Regions from separate parts of the Homo sapiens genome. Here region 2 is linked to region 1. The links are chromatin loops, found by intact Hi-C in ENCODE. Cell type or tissue: ovary. All regions are shown on one strand. Each heading gives the region's core, and the rest is flanking DNA. Links, peaks and the distances in the headings are about the cores only. Region 1 overlaps STARD13 (StAR related lipid transfer domain containing 13). Region 2 has its middle 13 kb from the start of LINC02344.

Region 1 (11,923 bases), core at 1,349-9,348:
AGAGAGACTACATTTCAGAAACAGAGACCACTTTTTCCGCATCAGCTCTTCTATTGGAGAACCTAGCCTAGTCAATATCTCAACAAATATTTGTTCAAAGCCGATTGTGTGCAAGATCTTTTCTGGGATTGTGTATGATGCAAAAATTATATAAAACATGATCACTGCCTTCAAGGAGATTATAAGTAAGTGTGATAAGACATATAAACTGTCATAAATATTGACAATTCAAGGGAGCGTATGGCTTAGTGACTGACAGGCTATCAAAACAGGCACTTAGAAGTATGTGTAGGCAACAGAGTGGTAAGGTAAAGAGGGGAGACCACTGGGCCTGAGCCATGGGAAGAAGCTGTATTTCCACCGGGCAAAATCGCAGAGTTGTCCTAAGCAGGGCAACAGAATGAGTGGAAAAGTATGACTTGAGCAATTTAGAATGTAGTCCAAATTCAGTGACATGTGGAGGTTATAGGAAATACAGATGATAAGGTTGGCAAAAAAGTTTGAGGCCAGACTGCAGTGAGTTTGAAATTTATTTGATAGGTAATAGGGAGCTCCTGAGGGCTTTTAAGTAGAGCAGAAATAGGACAAAAAGAGCAGCCTAGAAAGATGAATAGATAAACATGGGTTTGAAGTGGCCAGACTGAATGTAAAGATATAGTCATCGTGGTTGAGCATGTATTTTATGCAGGCCCTGCCTAAACATGATCAATAATTATGTCATGTAATCCTCAGAAGAGGAAGTACCATTGATGTTCCCATTTTAAAGATTAAGAAACGAAAACCCAGAGAGGTTAAAGTCACTTGTTCCAGTTAAACCCAAATAACTAGCGGAGCCAGGAGGTGAACCCAAGGCTGTCTATTGCTGTCTGTGTTCTGCCACAGCTCCAGGCTTCTCCTTAGAGTGGTTGTTGCTTCTGCTGCTGCTGCAGTTACAGTGACTACTCAGAAAAATACCATGAGGGATGAGGATCTTAACTATGGTGATAAAGAAATTATAAATACAAGAGATAGCTCCATAACTTTTCGGGATGGACAATGTTTACATGCCTTATAAAATTTTTATGTTTACAATTCCTAATGTATCTCTTCATGTTCTCTCCCCACTCCCCATGATAAGAACCCATTAATTTGAATTTATTACTGTACCTTCTGCTTGAGATTTTTATTCTACTTCAAGACACCTCTTCAGTGATTTGTGTCATCAGTAATTCTTACTCAGTAAAGTCTGGGTCACCTTACAACAGAAATTTCACTGGAATCATATACATTTTCTTCCTGCTTTTGGCATGACTAAAAATGTATTGAAAAGGGATAAATACAATAAACTACGAACATTAAATGAATTTAATATGAGTGGCAAGGAGATTTGAATTTTAAACTGCTAACATTATAGTTGCTTGAACTATTTCATATTTTATAATTCTTAGAGTAAAATTTGCCCAAATACAACATAATTTAGTGCCTGATTTTAGAAATGTGAATAAACCAAAACACTAGTTAAATTGGTACAAGTTGTCTGAAATAGCTGTAAACCCCAAGATTAATTTGTAAAGAAACTCAATAAACAAATGTCCCTATAGGACACCTGTTCATATTGTTTACACCAAATTCCTAAGTGGTCTGTCAGCATCTTAGCAAGAAGGAGATTTTCAAATGTGAACTCTTCCAGAAGTAAAGATGTTTAAATATTTAATGAAGTAGGAAATTGCACATATTTGCCTCAGGCAGCTGCCCCACTGATACTGAATAAAAAATACTCATAGAGTATTTTATAAGAGCTATTAATATAGAGTTTAACTTCTCCACCTGAATTGTAGTTCAGATTCTGAATCTCTAGCTGCAGGTTAAATCCAAATTAAATGAGATGAGTAAGGAAGCTTCAGGAAACAGAGTTTGTGTGCTTCAAGGAGGAAGAAGCCACCTCGGAGAACTGGCTTACTCTGAAAATGCGCAAATGATCCTGAATGATCTCTGTGCTCATTAGCACCCCTGCACACATTCTGCTATTCTCTCAGCACACTCTAGTCTCTTGACTCCTGTTTGGAAAGCAATGTTTCACTATTTCCCTCAAATCCAGGCCACTTTTATTTCTCTTCATCAAGACGGGTTGTCTCTAGGGGTCAAGATGGGCAGAGGTTATGTTGAGTCAGCAAAGACTCTCTGCTTGGCAGGTCATGGTCACACCCATTCCCGTAACTTCTCCCAGCATGCAAGAACTAGAGGCCACTGCCCAGCCTCTGAGTCAATGCCAGGTTGTTCTCTAGAATAGGCTGCTCCTGACCCAGTAACCAGCTCCGGAAGTTTCCAGGCTTCTCAAAGGAGCCTTCTTCTTTGAAGGCTCCCACTTAGTGTTCTTGTCCCGTATTTATATGTCAATGCAATTCTCTCTTTCCTGCTGATCAAGCCATTCTGTTCATGGGTGGCATGGAAGAGGTCATAACCTCTGCAACCCTTCTATGTGTCAAGAAAGACCTCTAGACTCTGCTGATGAAATACGTGACCCTAATTGCCTCTCCATGCCAATGGCAGACTCATTCCCTGGCTGTTTCTGACATTACCACCAGCTGAGCTAAACCAACAGGACCCAAGTTCCTCAGGGAGCACATTGTTTGGGCAATTAGTGGTTGAGCTCCATGGAAGTGTGATCCATGACTGTTGCTATGTAACAAACTGTCCCAAACTTAGTGGTATTAAACAACCATGTTATTATGCTCATGGATTCTGTGGGTCAGGAGTTTGGAAAAGACACGGTGGAAATGGCTTGTCTCTGTTCTTTGATGACTGTGACATAGGCTGGCAAGACCTGCGGGCTATGCCTGGCTCAGTGACTGGGCTCCAGGAACATCCGAAGCCTTGGGCACTTGCATGACTGGCAGTGGATGCTGCCTCTCGGTCAGGACCTCAGTGAGACTGGCAGCTGGTGCATCTACATGTGTCCATGTGGTTGCCCAGGCTTCCTTCTTCCCCACATGGAGACTGCATCCCAAGAGTGAGCAAGGCAAGGTGTGTGACTTTTTATGATCTAGTCTTGGAAGTTGCCTCTTCACTTTTTCTGTATTCTATTAGTCAACATAGCCATAAAGGTCTGCTCAGGTTCAAGAAGAGCAGACCCATTATTCAATCGGAGGAGTGTCAAATAATTTGTAGATTAAAAAAATATATGTTTGACACATTCAGTAATGCTGGGTTCCTGTCATTTTTTCTGGCATGTGGCTGGCACCTAACTGATTCATTTGACTGAATGCTCCAACTAGAATCATCACGCGATGTTCTTTTGTCCCCAACATGAAGAGAGTGCTCGGGTGACATTCCATGTATGCCAGCTGCATTGCACCAATTCTTTGGTTGTGACTGTGTGAATAGTTGCAGGCATCATTCTGTGCAGTTTCAAATACATTAGGCTCATTTAAGCCCCTACAAACCCCGTGAAACAGGAAAGAAGAACATACTCCCACTCCCTTCCCAAGATTAAAACAAAATCCAGAATCTCTAAGCAAGGCCAATTGGTACTCAATTTTATCCCAAACCTGGTTTTCCACCAAAAGTTCTCTCATTTCATTTGTAGCTGTTTACTTTGCTGCTCCTGAATCCTTGGGAGGTAGAATTAAAGTTTCTGGGTGATGTTTTATTAAACATTTAAAGGAGAGGGGGCTCCTTTACAGCAGAGGCTTGCAAGCAGGTACAATTTTGCCCTCCAGGGAACATTTGGTAATATCTGGAGATACTGTTGATGATCACAACTAGGGGGTGGGTGCTGCTGGCATCTAGTGGGCAGAGGCCAGTGATGCTGCTGAACTTCCTGTAATGTACAGGATGCTCCCCCACACCAAAGAATTATGTGGCCCAAAATAGTGCCACTGTTGAGAAACGCTACTTTACAGGGGGTTTTATAATCCTTCTAATAAAATGAGGAAACTGGGGTTCAGAGAAGCTGAGTGACTTGCTTAAGATTCTACGACTAGTAAGTGATGAGCCAGAATGTAGACTCTCATCTTGAGATCTTCGGTCTCATGTCTTTATTTCCTATGGTACTTGAGCTGGCCTTGCCACCTGCCTGTAGAGAGAGGACTTGGAGTGGGGAGTGGGTATTCTTGCTTTCCTGGAATTCTGGGCATCCACCACACCCATCTAATAAGCAGAAGTCACTGGGATGGACATTGTGCTCCTGCAGTTTTCTTTACTCATTAGGATCCAGGGGCAGGGCTTACATGAGCAGAGTGAAGATTTCGGTAAGGCCTGGGTGGGAACTGGACTCTAACCTCCCAGATCGAGACTTGTAAATAACAACTGAAAAACTAGAGTACAGGGTGTGTGTGTGTGTGTGTGTGTGTGTGTTGTGTGTGTGTGTGGGGGGGGGGGTTCTGGGTGTGGTGTGGGAGGGAAGTAAGATCTTATCCCACAACAATAAGCAAACAGCTAATTACTTGTAATTTTGGAGATAATTGTTTTCTCCTCCTGCAAACATGCCAAACAGGAAATTAATTTAAACCCCAGAAAGTTCGAATCATCTGCAGATTGTCAGGAAAGAAACACTCATTATCCCCTTAGAGCCCCCATCATATCTAACAGGCAGGCTGAAAAGTGCAGCTGCAGCACAGGGCTGCCACCTCTGTGCGAGGTCCCCCCACTGGCTGGTGGCTGGAGAGTAACAGGACGGAGCCTCTAGCAGAGGCAGGACCGAGGCAGGCAGACGGGGCCCAGCTTCCCATTGACACCTGATTCATGCCACCTGATGCAGAATGTCTCACTGTGAGTCATCCTTGCTGATAGACCTATTCATCACTTTGAATTCCATGTCAGTGCAAGAGCTGGCTTCATTCGGCCTTGGATAAATGAGTCTTCAGGTAATAGATGACAGTTAAAATATCAGGCAAATGTTATCTCCAGTGAAAGACTTGGCTTTGCCCGCTTAGTCTGTTTTGCTTCTCAGCTTAAGGCAGTCTCTCTTCACTTCTAAGAGGGAGGATGAACACAATCCAGATTGTTCATTTAGATGAAGCATCTTCCTCCTCCTAACTTCTCACTGCTCGTGGGCCCGAGTTCACCAGGGAAAGCCTTCTAGGGTTGAGCAACAGAACAAAAGGAATGGGCTGCCCTGCCTTCCGAACCCAAGCAACCCGTGCATACAGTGTTTTAACTGTTCTGGAAAGAATGAAGCATTCATAAGCCCTTCCATTTTCAAGAAAAAAATTTCCTGTGACATTTTAATCCCCTTTTGTGCTGGAGAATTTTTAGAGTTTTCTCCTGCCAGTCATCTCAAATGTTTTGTATCTTTCCCTTTTAGCTGAATTGCGTATTATGAGCCATGACCCACAATAAAAAATAATGCCACTGTTATTGAATGAAAGTCTCGTTCTTTGGGTTATTCTGGGCTATGGGGTCAGCATATAAATGCTGACCTCTGAAAGTCCAAAGATGTTATCTAGTTGAGGCTTATGCCGGGAGAACAAAAATGAGCTGTGAGATGAAAATGACCACCTGGGATCTCCAATTTGGTTTATGTTTCCGTGAAATAGTTTCTATAAATGATATGAGTGGGTGCCACTGCATTTTCTCTAAAAGGAGCGCTGGCTTATTTCTGAGATCTCTTGTCTGTGTATGGAATTTTTGTAGTTACTCTCTATCTAAATTGGGGTTCTCAATCTCCCCACTATCGACATTTGGGGGCCAGGTAATTGTTTTTTGTGGGGACTGTCCTATGCATTGTGGGATGCTAAGAGGCATCCATAGTTTTTACCTCTGGATACCAGAAGAGATCTAACCCACAAGTTGTGAAAACCAAACATGTCTCCAGACATTGCCCTGTGTTCTCAGGGGAGCAAAAATCCCTGCAGATGAGAACCATTGAGCTAAATAAAAATAAGGATCCCTAGATAGATACAAATGAATTCATTCCTTTGTTCAATCTTTTAACAAATGTCTCTTAAATGTCTTCTGTGTACCAGAGTCTTCTTTGAAGATTGTAAATTGAGAGATGACTAGATCATAGTTATTGCCCTATAGGGACTTGGAGAGAAGACAGGCATGAATCTAAATAATTACACCAGGAATGCCCTCTAATGAAGACGGGAAGGACGTGGCTTAGGAGTTCAGAGGAATAAGTGTTAACTCTTCTTGAACTTATCAGATTTCCTGAAAATTCTGATTCTCCATTTATTCAGAAACACTTACGTTTTCAAGGGAAAAAAATCCTGTTTATTAAGATATTACACTACAGAGAGTTTCAAAGTCAAACTTATGAATTCTTTTATGTAAATGTTTTGGTAAGGTAAATTTTGGTTTCAAATGTAGATAAAAGAAGTCGCAATATCTAGATATTAGTTGATGTACAAAACATGTACATGAAAGGCTCTGAATGAACGGATTGGGTAACAGCTGTTCAAAGGGCTGAGTGAGCCCTGAGCTTGGACAGTGTCCAGGCTCTGTCTTAGGAAAGTGTCTGCCATGCTTTGAAGTCACAATTTTGAACCTTTGTTCACAGTAACAGACAAAAGTGGATGTTTACACTTCCTGGGGCTTCAGATTTGATGACCTCCCCCGTAAAATGTAGAGGGCAGTAAGATGAAACAGAAATAGACCTGCCTCCACTGTTGAAGCAGCGTTGGCAATGGCTGCCCACTGTGAGCTGCAGCGAGCACAGCTCCCAGACCACCAGCTGGAAATCCACCCCTTTCTCTTTCATTGCAAATAAGTGCGAAAGATGCTACGATAAGGTTTTGAATCTATGGCAAATGAATATTTGAAATCCTTTGTATGTTTTAACTATGTGGGAGGTACTGTGATGTAATCATGAAGAACACTAGCTGGAAAGTTAGAAAGACCTGGGTTAAAACCCAGGCTCCACCAGGCCTAGATGTTTGACCATGGACCAGTTATCTAACCCCATGCTGCCTCAGGTTCTTTGTAGAAATTAGACTAATCCTTCCCACCTCAAAGGATTGTTATGAGGTAATTATAGGAGATATTTTAACTGTCTAATTTTTTTTTTTTTTTTTTTTTTTGGAGATGGAATCTCACTTTCTTACCCAGGCTGGAGTGCAGTGGCACGATCTCGGCTCACTGCAACTTCCACCTCCTGAGTTCGAGCATTATCCTGCCTTAGCTTCCTGAGTAGCAGGTCCCTCCCATGACATGTGGGAATTATAGGAGCTACAGTTCAAGATGAGATTTGGGTAGGGATACAGCCAAACCATATTAATATGGAAGGTCATCATTGCCTAGGAAGTGCCTGCATAAATAGATATAAGTTGAGCTTTTAATTTGCTTTCAGTTCAGGTTAAATTTGGAATATTGGTAATGATTTTTAAACTCAAGCAAGCGTATTGTCACTTTTTGGCGATTTCCTAGGCCCAACTGAACCATAAACAGAGGATTCCTTTGCTCTTGATCTTTTGAGACCTAATAAGAATGCACAAACCACTTTCAGTGCTCTCTTTGCATGACAACTATGTAGATGTGATGGAGTCTGGCAATGTCAAAAGAAAGGAAGCATCCTCTACCCAGGGTTGAGATTGCATCAGATCATGGGAACTGACACCAAAGCCAGTGTGAAGTTTAAGAGTGGAGGCATTGCTGAGAGTCCCATTTTGAAGAGGTCCTTTTTATTCCTGTGCACATTCTTGCCCAATATCCTCCTTACTGATATATGCTTCTCTATTAATTTTTAATTTCTACCAAAATCTCAGAAAGAAGATACTGTCAGTCCCTATGAAAACAAGGACTGTAACAATCTCACAAGTTTGTTTCTCAAAAGATAATTTTTCTCATCCATTCCTGCATTTATTCATTCAACATTTATTCAGCAACTGTTAGATGCTGGGCAAGACAAGATGTGGGCCCCACCCTCCAGGAGCTTCCATTCTAGTGGGGGCAGGGGAGGAAGGGAGGGAGGTAGAGAGGTAATGATAGTACAGGACAGAAGTACAAGGGTAGGCATTAGTGCAGGATCCAAGGGGAGCTCCAGAATCCATACTAAATGCTTAGGGAAGGCTTCCAAGATTAGGCAATGTTCCTGTTGACTTTTGAAAGAGACAGCCCAGCAAAGATAGAACAGAAAGATGTTGTTTTCCAACAGTATGGCACAACACTTGAAGAACAGAAAGACACTTATAGGAGAAAGATCTCATGTGCTGTAGTCAAGCACAGTGAGAGAGCATGGTCTGTTCTAGGAAGAGCAAATTAAGGAGAAACCTTGTTTTCTGTATGGAAGCAAAGGCCTAGATAGGTCACTGTGGCTCCAGAGTTGAGCATGCATTGCAGAATTCCATTGCACTGATCCCTGTTATCCTTCTCCAAATCAGCCTGACCATAAAAGGGTTTGTGGCTCTATTAAGTCCTTGTGTAAGAAAAACTACACATAAAGATTTAATTGAAAATAATTGCAAGAATGGTTCTCGGAAATATTCCACTACTCTGCATTTAGAAATAGCCTGAAATGTTTTGTAATCCATCTGCGTGCCTTCCAGCTAGAGAGCGTGCAAACAATACACACTGAAAAGGCCACTCTTTTTTTTTTTTCTTTCTTCCTAATCTCCAGCATTGACGATTGCATGGTGTCTTGTGTGTTTCTGGTCTTCATAGCCATTAAACTATTTCTAAGTTGAATCGAAATCCAGTTGAAACCTGTTCTTTTTTGCTCTTCTTCTATTGAGAACATAGAACAACTGCTCTCTAGCACATCTATTTTTTTAGGAAAATGGTTATGGAAGCATTCACTCCAATCACATAATATGGGTGGGCAATTGCTTGCTTTAACTACGCCAGATAAAAGATGACCCCCAATTCTCCATGGCAACCAGAATCATTGACGATCAAGCCAGAGGAAGATGCTTTGTGTAAATTGTGTAGCTAGAAGGAGATTTGCAAATGAGGGGACTCTCACTGGCTTAACCCAAGAAGCTGATAAAGGGGAGCTGTCCATTTAAAATGCATCAGAGCCTTATCACATTCATATAAAACAAAATGACTAAATGAAGCAGCTGGAAGATTATAGTGAGTTTTAATTATCTTTTAATAGCCAAAGGGCTCTTGCCAACACATGCTGATAACCTGTCACTTGTTATGTGTCATATAATCTCCATTTATGAGTCTCAGCTGTTACAAATTGAAAATATATTTACAGTGATGATCTTTCCTTGTTAAATGCAAATTCCCAGAAATGTTCAAACTGCAAGGTATCCTCACAGCTTTGTTTCTGTTACCCTCTTGTGTGGAATTGAAAAGGCTGGTAATACTAAACAAATAATAATAACCAACCTTCTTCTTGTTCATAATTTATGACTCTCATTATGAGTATAATAATACCAGTTCTTAAAAAGTAAGGGTAAAATAATTCCTGAGGCTTGGAGATTATATTTCTGAAATTGCTTACAAATCCTTTTTTAATGGTAATCCACATTTTTTTCAAATCTGCCTGCCACCTTCTCCTCCTCTCCTTAGGTGTATCCATCTCAAATGTCTTCAGGCTCCAGGGCTCCAAGGCAGCTGCTGTGATGTCATTCATATTCCCTCTATATTCCCTAGATAGATAGGTAAAGATATAGGTATAGATATAGGTACACTTTTATATACCATGCTTGGCATTCAGTACATGTGGGATCAAATGAGAAAAAGTCTTGCAAAGTTGCTGACCCCTTCTACTTGTCTTCTTGCCTTGACCTCACTGGTATCTCATTTCTCTGCTTCTCTTGACTATTTTTACTGATGTCCTTGGTAGCAGCTCTTATTCCTCTGCCCAGCTCTGTGTTTCCCAAGATTTAGTTCCCATTCATGGTCTTATCACCAAATTTACATGGATAATTCCCAGATCTACATCTTCAGGTCAGACTTTGCACCTTTTTTCCAGTTCTATATGTCAAATGGCCTTAATTGAACATCCTTAATTATATAGTCATGATCTCTTCCAATCAACAAGTTTAACAACTGAATATGTTAATTTTATGTCTGAAAACTTTTCCTGTTTTGGTTAGAGCTTCATTTGCTCTGCCTATCTTCTTGATAAGAAACTTTGTGTTATTTTGTAGCTTTTGTATCTGTATATAGTGAGTCTGTAAGGACTACCTTCGAGATCTGGCATAAAGATTAAATTATTCTTTATTTCCACTGCAAACATTGTGGTTCAAATACAGAAACTTGTCTATTTACTTTCAACTTTAAAAATTTAATATATAAACAAATTATACTTTATTGAAATCTTCATCAGTCCTGCTCATCACCTACAGATGGGGTTAGCAGCAATGAGTCAACATTTTTGTTTCTGCCATCTTGTTTGTTAACATGCTTGTCTCGTTTAAGCTTGACTAGGAAGGTTTTTTGCAGTCATTTTGAACTGATTCTGGTTTGTTAAATGCAAAGCAGTATTCATTCAGAATTTAAAAGCAGTTCAAAGTTCTATTAAGAAAAAAATACCCCTATGATTACCATGGAAACAAAAGCAGATGTTTCAAAAAAATTTTAAAGAGAAGAAAATGTGCTGCATTGTGGACTTGGGATGAATAGTTTGCTAGCTGCTGAACTGTCAATGTGCTGATGGGTTCTGAAGGAACAGGAGTAAATAATAGAACAAGTGAAAACTGTGGGGCCTGGGTACCTGGTGATCATTTGCAAGAGGGGAGGAAGTGAGGCGGACACAATGGCAACACTGCTGACTGTAGGGCTGGAGGAGCAGCCTCTTAGTCACCAGGGCCAGCAGGAGCCCTCTCAGGAAGGCCGAGCCAGTGAGGGTGCAGGTAATGAAATGCACATCATTGACCCAGGATCATTTCTTAGTTCCCATGCCTGTAAAAATCTGCACATCAGAGTGGTCACAGCCCAGGGCTGGTGACAGGTTCAAGGCATGTTCAGAATTTGGGACGCCACGAAGCCAAATTTGAAAATTCATTTTGAAGATGAATCCTTTGTTATTGTTGAGTGTATACTTGGCTCCTTTAGTATTTCAGTAGGCTTCATTAATGAACACATTTGGAAAGTGGTCAGATGAAGATAATCAACTTATGTATGTATATTTATGCTTTTTATTTATACTTGATATAAAAATTGACCTGCATACATGTGCTCTTTCTTTAGTGCTTATGAAGAGTCTTATACTACCTGTAGACCATCATGATATGTGTCAGTTTGGGGAACATGAGCAGAAGGGCCAGTAATTAGTGTTAGCTCCTCAACTCAGAGTAGATAGAACTCCTGGAGGTCTCTTCCCTGCACAGTTGCAAGCAAGGGTTTGTGCCTTTGCCATGAGCCGTCCCCTCCCTGCCCTGGAGGGAGTGTGGCAGAAATGAAGTTAAGGATGGAAATCTCTTTATGCACAACCCTTGTTTGTTGGGGAGGAACAGGCATTTTGGGGCTCACTCTGGTTCAGTCTGATTTTTTTCTGTCTCTAGCAGCCTCAGTAGGTATGGCCTTTGTAGTAAGAAGAGAGGAATCATCTCTGTGAAAAAACTTACCATCAAGGCACACTGTACTATGAAAACTCTCCCTTCCCATTCACCACCACATCTACTAGGCTGGGAGAGGGTGGACAGGGGTATGGTTGATGGCAACAGGGTGTGCGGGCCCTGGAGGATGGAGTTTGGCCCAGTTGTGAGCGGTTCTCTTTAGAGAGGGTGGGCCTGGATAAATATTTTTCTTAGCTTTGATAATAATAGTGAAAGTCCCTCTCAGCATCCTAAAGGTGAGGATTTATCCATCTCTTACCATAAGCCAAGAAGGGTTGTGACACTGGGGTCCCTCTGAGTAGTATGAATGATACACACATCAGCTTACACATCTGTATGAGGCTTTCAACTTTGTTGTATTCACAGTGAAACGGGAGAGTTCCCTGGTCCCCCTCGTAGGATGTGCAACAAGGGTGTGGCTCACCTGCTCGGTCTCTGAACCTGATCAAGCCTCTGAGGGGGGGGGGAGCACACAGATGGACAGGTATAGG
Region 2 (11,923 bases), core at 1,591-9,590, 61 kb before region 1:
AGTATACGAAAAACAAATGTCATATGATGTTTTAGGTATGATTAAGCCAAAATAAGACAGACTTTAAAAATATACATAGACTGAAATATTTACATTCAAATGATATTAGTGGCCTGCCACCTTATCTCAGCAACACTTGAAGCTCTTCTTGGGAATTGTCAACTTTTGAACCGCACAAGAAAACAAGTCTCTTCTTTGTTCAGGTTTCAGTTTTGGATTCCTGAAGATCAATCACCTTCTTTTCATCAGGTTTGACCATGAAAAACTTAACTATTTTAAAGAGCAAATCCATTTTCAAAGTGCATAAATGTAGCACCTTTACCATGTATTTGAAAGGACAAATTTCACCCTCTTTTTAAATTATACTTATTTACTTACAATGATAAAAAATAATACTGATTATAAAAATCACCAAAGGGACCAGCACAATGGCTCATGCCTGTAATCCCAGTGCTATCGGAGGCTGAACCCAGAGGATCCCTTGAGGCCAGGAGTTCAAGACCAACCTGGGCAACATAGCAAGACCCCATCTCTACAAAAAATTTAATAAATTAGCCAGATGTGGTGGCCCATGCCTGTAGTCCCAGCTACTTGGGAAGCTGAGGCAGAAGGATCGCTTGACCCCAGGAGTTTGAGGCTGCAGTGAGCTATGATTGTGCCACTGCACTCCAGCCTGGGTGACAGTGAGTCCCTGTCTCTAAAAATTTTAAAAAAAAGTAAATATAAATGCAAAATAAAAATTACCAAATATAATAATCACATACGTCTAAAGTGTACTCAAAATAGCATTTGGAAAATATTTCAAGCTGGCCAGCATTTAAAAAATGAATATCGTCTCTCAAGAGAACTTATTTAATGGAGACAGAAGATATGTAGGTATTACATGTATATTTTAAATGGTAACATTGGTTTATCATCACATTTCTAGTGTGGTATTCTAAGATTGAAGCACTAATTGTGGATAAATGTACAACTATTTCTTAGGTGCACCATTTTTCTCAAGGGAAATTAAAATACAGCTTTTTGAGTGCTAACCATGTGCCAGGCACACTTGTGATTGAAATTAATACATAAAACAGTCCTAGAAGGTCAGAATTATGCTCAGTTTTCATAGCATACAACCACAGTTCACACAGGCTTAGGAACTTGAACAAAGTCACGTGGCTCAGGCATGTGACCGTGAAGTGTCCAAGATGGAAGAACAGCATGGTTTTTGCTGCTTAAAGGGGGATAAACATCTACAACAAATTATAAGAGCACCACTTGAGTGTGAATGGATTACTAGAACTGAGGTGAGATATATTCTTAACCTAATACATAAGATAACCTATGTGAAAGCATTAGAAGCAGTCATTTTATTAATTCCCAAGTTTTAATACAAAAGAATCACTTTGAGGTGTTTTTCAGTATACATAATTTGGGGTCCACCTGTCAGAAAATCAGATTGAACAGATGGGGGTCCAGGAACCTGCATTTTTAAGAACCATTTCAGGGAATTGTGAGGCTGTTGATGTGTGAACCCCACTTCGAAAACACCATTATATCACTCAGCAGATGCTCTGAATACAGTTTCCTTTTTCTCCCCTTAATGTCGGAGTACAGGAAGAAACCAAAGACAATAGTTTTAAACAGGGAACTTAGTACATAGGGTATTGTGTTTGGTTTACATTACTTTATTGACGTACACTAAAAGAAAATTTCATTTCAAATTTAGCTTCTTACCTTAATGGCCTCTTTGTAAAACTCTAGTGCACAAAAGTGGTGTTTAACTAAGTGAAAACAGCTCTGGCAGAAATCTCTGGCTGATAAATCTCTTTAGGGCTTTCCTAGCATAGGGAGTGGGTGAGGAAGGCCAGGTGGGGAAGAGGGGATTTCCTGTTTATTTGTGCTACCTATTTAAAATGATTCTCTACATCCTGTGATTTTTACAGTTGTTCTGAAAGGAAGCGCTGATTTTTAACTCCACTGAAGTGCAGTGCTTGTGTTTCTGGAGGAGAGAGAGAGGGAGATGGGGATAAATCACCTCTGCACGTTTCACCGGTTGATGAATTATATATTCTTTCAGCTTCACTTTTCTGCTCTTTTTTTTTTTTTTTTTTTTTTTAAACGGAGTCTCGCTCTGTCGCCCAGGCTGGAGTGCAGTGGCGCTATTTCGGCTCACTGCAAGCTCCGCCTCCCGGGTTCACGCCATTCTCCTGCCTCAGTCTCCCAAGTAGCTGGGACTACAGGCGCCCGCCACCATGCCCGGCTAATTTTTTGTAGAGACGGGGTTTTACCATGTTAGCCAGGATGGTCTCGATCTCCTGACCTCGTGATCCGTCCGCCTCGGCCTCCCCAAGTGCTGGGATTACAGGCGTGAGCCACCGCGCCCGGCCACTTTTCTGCTTCTTAGTAACAGAGACAATGTTGGGCTTCACAGGACTCAAGATGACTTTCTAAGGTGATTTGGGGATGCAGTGTATGCATTTTTTTACTCTTTTTGAAAAAAATCTTTTCTTCGCCTTTGGAGTGTAACATTTGGATAGTTTTATTCAGCCCATAATAGGACCAAAGGGAAGGGGATAAAAAAAAATTCTTTAAAGTACCTCAGATAAAAAGGTTTTGTGAAGAAAAGGACTCAAAATCCTAGGTTATACCAAGACTTTATGTTCATTTTGAATTTTCTTTATTCATTTTTTTCCTCTCTGTGTATAGAATAATCAGGAGATATTGGTGGGCAGAACTGTTGGTTGATAACAGGAAGCAGAGTATCTGAGAAAGGCCCTCATCCTGTTTCCTTTTGGAGCTACTGAGGCCTCACATGCCAGCCATTTTAGGATTTGATGAAGGCTAGAGAAGAGTTAAACTGAGCCTTCACTTACTCAGCATCAGTAGGAAGTAGTGTTGGCTACACTAAAAACACCGTTGTGCCAGTGAGGATTTGGGGGGAAAATGACAAGCTGCCTGTGATAAACAAGCAAACTGTGACAAACTTTTTGATGTGTAGGTTCTGAAGCTTTTCAGTTTACGTCCTCAAAAGATTATTTATATATATATATATGCACACATGCACAATATAGCATATATACTTTTGATATACATGAAAGAGAAAAGATGAGTGGCAGTAAAATAGAGATTCCAGGATTTGTAAACACAGGGCAATAGAAATGACATTTCCGGTACAGTCTGGAGGAGCAGCACCCATTTTCAGAAAGGAAGGTGTTAGGGATAAACTTGACAAGGATGTGGAAGACCAACATATCACAATCAATCTGCAGGCATTTGTTGCGGCCTTCCATGTACTCAGAAAACACATGCAGTCTTTTTATAGATGATGAAAGTGGTTTTCTTGATTTGGGATAATCTAAATATTATAGTCCTTCAAAAACATACAAATGCTAAAAATTGAAGATAACATCTCTTCATTAACATTGAGTGAAAAACAGAAAGCAATGAAGTCCATTGGGGGGATAGAAAAGACATGAAACGCTAAACACCCCTTACCCTGAATAATTTACATGAGTATTTTCAAATTGTTTTTTAAAATAGAAAAGCAGTGATAGCTACCTTGACTTTGAAGCTCAAACTCTAATTTTCTATTTGACATCAGCTGTTGGTTTTGTGTTTGATAGAGTTGGGTCCTAAAGATACACGATTACAAAATCCATTTAGAACTTTTAATTCTGGATAAAATAAATCCAGTTTCTAAGTTCAGTATCAGCCCTCACTCCTGGCATAAGGAGCTTTTGTTATGTAGGACTTGAGGAATGCCCCAGCTGGGGAAATGCCAGTTAATAGATTCAGACAGATGGATTTTGATGAGAGTCTGCACCGTTCACACCCCTTAGCAAATGTTTTCGAATATTCTCAAGTAACACACTTAACTTGAAAACAAATATGGATTTGCTTACTTTAGAGTCAATAGTAATTATTATTATGAGTAGTGCATAAAAATATCTGCTCTGTTTTTGCATCTTAGAGTGCTAAATTTATATGTCACATTATAACTTTAGACCTTTTACTGCCTTCTACATACAGAGAAAACATACTTTGAATTTAAAACCAGGCTTTGGCAGAGAATTATTTCAGCTGTTGCAGAATATTGCATTTTTTTTCTTAACCTCTCCCTGCCCAAAGTCAGAGTGATAATCAGCTGTGGAAATAGCCTTATGAAATCCCCAAGAGGAGCGCAAGATCCTGACGGTGTGTTTCGTGTTTTTGTTTCCCTCAGTAGAGACTGTGAAACCAGACCAAAAGGGAATAACACCAGAATAGAAATTAGACTGGACCAAGGAGCAAGTTGGCGTTTCTTACCTGAGCCATTTTGTGGAGCCAAGTGGTCTTTTAAGAGCATGATGCATATTTCTGGCTATGTTTTCTGCCAGAATCCATTTTCTTCTGGCATTAAGTTAATTGAAGGCCAGAGAATCAAGTTTAAAGTATAGAAAAATGGGAAAGCAGAAGATCAGAGACAGTGCTTTGTTTGAGGTAGTAAAATGAGAAGCTAAGTACCATGTATGTACCGTTACATTGAGTGTCTTTTTTGGGCAAGTCACTTTGCTGGGTGCTGGGAATTCAGCTGAAAAACAACTCTCATAAAACTTGCCTGCCGTCTAGGGGGTAGATCACACTTATGTGACAAATTGCCCATGTAATTATTTAATTACAGTTGTGGGAAGGGCTGAGTGGGAGAAGGGTGCGATCAGAGTATAGCAGGGAGGCTAACAGCATCTGTAGGTTAGAGAATGCTTCCTTGAGGAATAGCGTTTGAGCTGAGTTCTGGAGGGTAGTGTAAATTCCATAGGAGAAAGGGTTAGGAAGGGCGTACAAGGCAGTGGGAACAGCATATGCAAAGGCTCAGAATCAGGCAAGCACTTGGACTAGAGCAGGGATTGGAGGCACCTAATATGGCTGGAGCTCAGAGAATCAGTGGGAGCCAGGCTGGCAGGCACTGTTAACACAGTGTGGCACAACCCTGGTAGGGGCCTCGTCACATTACAACCTGTGCTGCCCAGCATGGTGGCTCTGGTTGTTGCTACTCATTTTCTGGCCGGAGGAAAAAATATGGAGATTTCAAATTTCTTCTCTTATTCTGTTACAGTTCTTACCTATGTCTCTATCTCCATGTTTAGATGCCTATAAAAAAGAAAAAAGAGTGTTTTTAAAAATTTCTCCCAAGAAAATTATACTACTGCTTGTTCATAATGCCCTGCCAATTTTAATTAATTCAACATCCACAGGGACATTGTTTAGGTTGTGTATCTTTCAAAAACTGGACTATTAGTTTAAATTGGTAGAAAGGAGAACTAGATTGCATGATTGTAGCAAATATCGACTTAGGTTTTTAAAGATAGCAGTCTCTTCTTTTTAACTTCTGAAGTCCTGGCTTATCAAGAGAAAAATAAATTTTTGCTGTGTACCAAAATAGAATGCTTTCCAGATCCTATTTCTGAATAGCTGAATAATGCGTCTGCAGCTTTTTACGTCACTGCGCGTGCAACAGCTGTTAGGTCATTCCTGCAACTCCAGCATTTGTTCATATTTTCAGATGTTCAACATTTTTATGAGCAGATGTAAGATTTTAAGTTTCATTTGGAGAAAACATGCCTTTCCTACTTGCAAAATATAATTTCTGCTTCATTTGTTAGGAAATGAAAATATCAGATACATTTTTTAATGTACTTATGCTGGATTTAACTTCTCAGCTAAACTGCGTGGAGAACGGTACAAACGACAGTGAAAACAGAGAGCTCCTTGAGCCTGTAGGACAAGATTTACTGATTGCATTGTTTGGAAGGCTCATGTTAGTAAGACTTTGGGCTGTTTATTTGTACATCGTGTACGTTCTGAGGACATCCAAGCCATTCTTGTTGTCATCATCAGATTTGAAAAGTTGTATAACTGAAGGTATTAGATACGAGGGTGAGTAGTTGCAGTATATAACATTGGTAAATGAAATCGATTTGGAAATGAGCTATAATACTTGTTAGCAGTTACATATATGCGAATCTCAACACTGTGATTAATGAGCTGTGAATTGATAGTATCTGCTGAACACTACTTTATTCAGAACATTGTTTTACTCACAAGTCATAGCAGAAGAATTCAAAAAAATTAGAGGACGCAGACTCTGATTTTTAGTTTAGCCTTAGCCTGATGCACAAATTATGCATTCTTGATAACACTGAAAAAGTAACAAAATTTTCCAAAAATTACGCATGAATGCTCTGCAAACTGAGTGTGTAAGTGCTGAAAGAATAGAGAAGAAAAACTCCTATGAGCAAGGATCACTTATGGAACTCTTCTCAGAGGAGATGAATTTGGGCTTGGGTGGAGAGAGAAATAAGCAATGTGGACTGATGTTCAGCAATAAGATCCAGAGAGCAGGAAAGCCCCGTTCTTTGATGCTACCACCTCCTAGCTCTGTGGCTTTAGGCAAGATACTTCACCACTCGACCTCAGTTTTCTCATCTATAAAATGGAGTTAATAATCATTTTTGAATGAGTATTAAATAAGATAATATATGTAAGAGAACAATGATGGCACAGAGTCAGTGCTTAAAGTGTTGGCTTTTATTATTTATTGCCTTTTTTTTTTTTTCCCTGAGACGGAGTCTCTCTGTTGCTCTGGCTGGAGTGCAGTGGCATGATCTCAGCTGACTGCAACCTCCGTCTCCCAGGTTCAAGCGATTCTCGTGCCTCAGCCTTCTGAGTAGCTGGGATTACAAACACCTACCACCATGTCTGGCTAATTTTTGTATTTTTAGTAGAGACGGGGTTTCACCATGTTGGTCAGGCAGGTCTCAAACTCCTGACCTCAGGTGATCCACCGGCCTTGGCCTCCTAAAGTGCTGGGGTTACCTCAGGTAAGCCACCACACCTGGCCTATTTATTATTATTATTCATTAATAGAAATTACAGAAATCAGGTTTACTAGGTGGAGGGAATGCTGTCTACAAAAGAACAAAGGGGGCGACAAATCTGTCTCAGAAATATTCAGTCAGTTTTAAGCAATAATAATGTTATTTCTAGCAAATACAATACATTCAATGTTATTTTAAACATACAATATTGAATGATCTCCATAAAGTTGACTGTGTGACTTATAATAGTCTCTGAAATCTAGAAATTATTAATATACATCCAGAACTCATGGCTAACCTTCAATGATATGTTAATAGTGAAAGAACGAGCTTGTGTTTACTTGCATAGAGGGAGGGTATGACAACTTCTACTGAAAATGTGTCAATATAGTTTTCCATTTAGAATGGTACACATCGGAAGTTGATTTTGTTTGTTTTCTAGAGATGGGGTCTCCCTGTGTTGCCCAAGCTGGTCTCAGATTCCTGGCCTCAAGCAGTCCTCCCCTCCTCAGTATCCAGTGTAGCTGGGAGTACCAGTGCAAGATACCATACCTGGCCAATCTTTTTTTATTCATTTAAAAAATATCTGTGGGTAGAAATATGATTTAGAGAAATATACATAAGGTATATAATCTAAGTATATTTTGAAAAATTGCAGGTTCTGAAAAAATCATCTGAGTACACCTGAGAGGAGGACTGAAAACATAGGAGTCATCTTCAGAAGAATTTCAAATGCCATTTTCCATGCTAGTTAGCTAGCTAGCTAATCCCTCCACATAATACATACTACATAGCTAATCCTATCAAATTTCCAAACCATTTTCTTATGCTAGTTAGCTAATCCCTCCACATACTACTCCTAGAGACCCTGCAATGCCTTGATGTCAGAACAGTCCCCTGGAATCCTGGAGTGTGGTCTCTGGGAAGGAAGAAAAGGGCCCTAGAGTTTGAGCTGGACAGCCCTCAGCTCCTGGCTCAAGTCACTCAATAGTTCCAACTCTGTATTCTCCTGTTAAATAGCTACCTTTAGACTTTCTGTAAGGAGCAGGAGAAATAACATTTGCAAAAGTGACAAAACACATCTCTATCTGCAATCTAGACATTCATTCTAGCAGTAGCCAAAGGCTGTGATCACCTTTGCTTTGTTTTCATCCTTTATGAGTGTACTCTATAATTAGTGCTTTCAATACACAAACTCACTTAACATTTACAACAGTAGGCAATCCTATTATCCAAGTTTACAGAGGAGGATGTTGAGATGGAATGAGGTGAAATAACTTGTCTAAGAGCAGGCATTTAGCAAGCAGCCAAGCAGGGCTTTGAACTTGGATGGTATGGTTCCGTATCATGCTATAGAGCCTCATCTATATCCAAAATACAGCAAGGAGTACACAAGTATGCATCTGGTTCCTTTTAGGGTTTTATCCAAGTTTTAAGTTTTTGTCCAGGCTTATAAATATTGAGCTATGAAACTAAAGGTGCCTTAGAGATAATCTATGAGTCCAACCCCTTATTTTGCCAAGACCTCACTAACGACTGGACAGGATAAATGATTGACCCACACCAAGACAGAGATCTTGGTAACAGGGATGTGGCAGGTCTCCTGATTCAGTGCTTGTCCCATTCCACTGTGTAACTTCTCTAGCTTTACAGGAGATAATTTAACTTACTGTTAAAATCACATTCATTTTAAAATAAATTTTTAGATAAAATTCACATAAAATACACCCTTATAAAATGCACACTTCAGTAGTTTTTAGTATATTCACAAATTTGTGCAACCATCATCACTATTTAATTCCAGAATATTTTTATCACCGCAGAAAGCAACCCATGCCTATTTGCAATTATGCTGTATTTCCCCTCCCTCCAACAGTTAGCAACTTTCTGTCTCTGTGAATTCATCTCTTCTGCACATTTCATATACATAGAATCATAAAATAGGTGGCCTTTGGTGTCTGGCATCTTTCACTTAGCATGTTTTCAAGGTCCATCCATATTGTAACATGCATCAGTACTTCATTCCTTTTTATTACTGAATAATATTCCATTGTATGGATATTCTACATTTTGTTTATCTGTTTATCAGTAGATGGACATTTGGGTTGTCTTCACATTTTAGCTACGATGAATAATGCTGTGAGCATTCACATACAATTTTTCTATAAACAAATGTTTTTAATTTTCTTGGGTGTAGATCTATGAGTGGAATTGCTTGGTCATTGGTAACTCTGTGTCTAACTTCTTGAGGAACTGCCAAATGGTTTTCCAAAGTGGTTGCACCATTTTACATTCCTGCCAGCAACAGGTTCAAATTTCTCTACTCCTAATCAACACTTGTTATTGTCCAACTTTTTTATTGTAATTATCCTAGTCATTGTGAAATGGTATCTCATCGTGGTTTTGACATGCATACTCTTAATGACTAATGATATTGAGCATCTTTTCATGTGCATTTGTATATCTTCTTTGGGAAGATGTATATTCAAATCTCTGACCATTCTTACTTTTTTTTTGTCTTTTTATCATTGATTTTTAAGAGTTCTTTTTATTTCTGGATACTAGACTCTTATCAGATACATGATTTGCAAGTATTTTTTCCCATTCTGTGGGTTGTCTCTTCAGTTCCTTGGCAGTGTTCTTTAAAGTTCAAGTTTTTAATTTTAATGAATTCCAATTAATCTATTTTTCTTTGATTGCTTATTGCTTTACATGTCATTTCTAAAAAATGACATCTAATCCAAGGTCATGAATGTTTTCTTCTAAGAGTTTTATAGCTTTAACTCTTACACTTAGGGCTTTGATTCATTTTGAGTTTATTTGTGTATATGCTATAAGGTAGGGGTTTAACTTCATTCTTTTGCATGTGGATATCTAATTGCCCCAAAACCGTTTGCTGAAAAGACTGTTCTTTCTTCACTGAATTTTCTTGGTATCCTGTTGACACATTCATTCTTATATTAAAATAAATACGTATTCTCTGTGAGTCAGAATGAGTGAGTCAATTGTAAGTTTGTTGTATTGCTTTTAAAACTGAGTAGATCATAAAAATGTCTCTGTTGTTTCATCTATAAACTGAGGGTGATACTACTTTTTGGTAGCATAATTTAAGGTGTAAAATATCTTGCTGAAGGCAGAGGGCTAGATCGTATTACCTCCCAATAGATTGGACACTAGCCTTAATTGTAAACCTCTAATTGATGCCAATGTGGTTGAAAGACTTTTGAGTCTGACCAACATAGATCCAAATCTTGACTCCATTACTTACTAACTGCGTGACCTTGAGCAAGTTAGTTCTTGGGAACTGGTTTATTGTGAGGATTGAATAGGATAATGTATAAAAATATTTGACAAAATTACTGAGATTTATTCATTCATTTATTCATCCATCCGTCCATCCATTCATTCTGGAAAAACTTACGGAGTGCTTAAAAAAGCTAAAATAAATTGAATAGACAAAGTCCGTGCTCTCATAGAGTTTACTTTGTCCTGGGGACACAGATAATAAGCAAATAAATCAATAAATATATAACATAGTATCAAGTACAGATAAGTATATGAGAAGAAAAATCAAGCAGATTTTACAAAATAGAAAGTGAGTGTAGGGTTCTTATAGATAAGATATTGAGGAAGACTTCTCAAGGATGGTGATATTTGAGGAGAGATCTAGATGAAAGGAGGTAATTGGCCTCTTAGATCAGGGGGATGAGTGTTCCAGACAAAGAGAAAGTGGAGAATTGACAGTAGAGGGCAAGAATGAAAGCAGGGCTGCTGCAGTAGTCAGTAGGTGAGAGAATAGTGCTTGAAACAGGAAGTAATGAGACATGGTGTGATTGGAGTGCATTTGAAGGGAAGACCATCAGGTGTTGATTGTAGGATGCTTCATTGTTGGATGACTCTTAAAGATTTAGTTTAAGAAACTGGCTGAATGAAGATGCTATTAAATGAGTTGGAGAAGCCTGGCAAAGAGCATGTTGGGTTGGATGGGCACAGAGTTCTCTTTGGGACATATTAGAGATTCAGGTGGATACAAGTCTGGAGTTCAGATGAGAGATGGGATTTTTAGAATGACCAGGATATATTTAGTGTTTAAAGTCAGGAATGTATGAGATCACCCAGTAAATGAGTATATACAGAGAAGAGAGGAGGACAGGGAATGAGCCCTGAGGCACCACCACCTCAGAGGTCAGCAAGGGAAGAATGTCTCAAAGGAGACTGAGATGGCAGGAAAATCAGGAAAGCCTGATATCCCAGAAGACAACTGAAGACAAAATTTCAGGAAGGAGAGACTGATCACAAGTGTCAAAAAACTTCTGAGAGGTCGAGAAAGAAAATGGCCAAGAAATTATCATGAGTTTGTCAAGACAGATGTCACTGGCACCCTTGATGAATGTGGTTGCACAGGAGTGGTGGGGACAAATGCCTGATGAACGGTGGGGACAAATGCCTGATGAACGGGGTTCAGGATAGAGAGGGAGATGAAGAAATGAATGCAGTGGATAAGTCCTAGCAAGGTGCTGTAGTACATGCTCAAGAAATATTATTAAAGCATATAATTGGAGATCGAATTCAGAGGCAGCACAATAGCTTGGAAAGAGCACAAGCTTTGAGTTCAGCTCCTAGCAATATCACCTACTTGCTGTGTGACAGCAGGCAAATCACTTCCTGAGTCTCTGGGCCTTATTTTCCCACATTTATAAAATAGAGATTATAATACCAATCACACAACATTGCCATGAAGATTATAGATAACGAATAACCTATCCTGGGACAGCTTCTGGCATGTGATAGTCACACTACAAAGTGGAAATCTTATATTACTAAATTTATTTATTTACTAATCAGAACCAAGATTGCTTATTTCTACATTGCTTATTATAGATGAATCCATAGGCTTTGTAACCAGATGACTGGGAACACTTCACAAAACAGGAGGAGTCATTTCTGTGTTTTGAAGGCTGAATGGAAGTTTTTTTGGTAAAGAAGAAGTGAAGGCATATTTCTGATAGAGGAAACCACATGTGAGAGATAACAGGTGTGTCAGAAGGCTGCCTGAAGAGAATTAGAGAAGATTAGGTTGG

What was found. A loop is a pair of places that touch in the nucleus more often than their neighbours do. Peaks named below come from ENCODE experiments on the same cell type or tissue, not always from the same donor. Only the 100,000 strongest peaks of a DNase experiment are listed, where the experiment ranks them.
Region 2: a loop joins it to region 1, with 35 times the contacts of the local background. A loop is called at or near these places in 2 of 110 quality-filtered maps.

What each region holds. Positions count from the first base shown.
Region 1 is chr13:33,255,075-33,266,997 of GRCh38, reverse strand. All of the region lies in intron 1 of STARD13 (StAR related lipid transfer domain containing 13), which reads left to right. Among named protein-coding and RNA genes, the nearest start is that of STARD13-AS, 17 kb to the left of the region's middle. RefSeq lists an enhancer at 6,112-6,612. In ovary, for the core only: no CTCF peak of the experiment used is centred there; a DNase peak (open chromatin) is centred at 5,080.
Region 2 is chr13:33,316,165-33,328,087 of GRCh38, reverse strand. It overlaps a transcript of STARD13 not described here. Among named protein-coding and RNA genes, the nearest start is that of LINC02344, 13 kb to the left of the region's middle. In ovary, for the core only: no CTCF peak of the experiment used is centred there; a DNase peak (open chromatin) is centred at 5,467; H3K4me3 peaks cover 551 bases.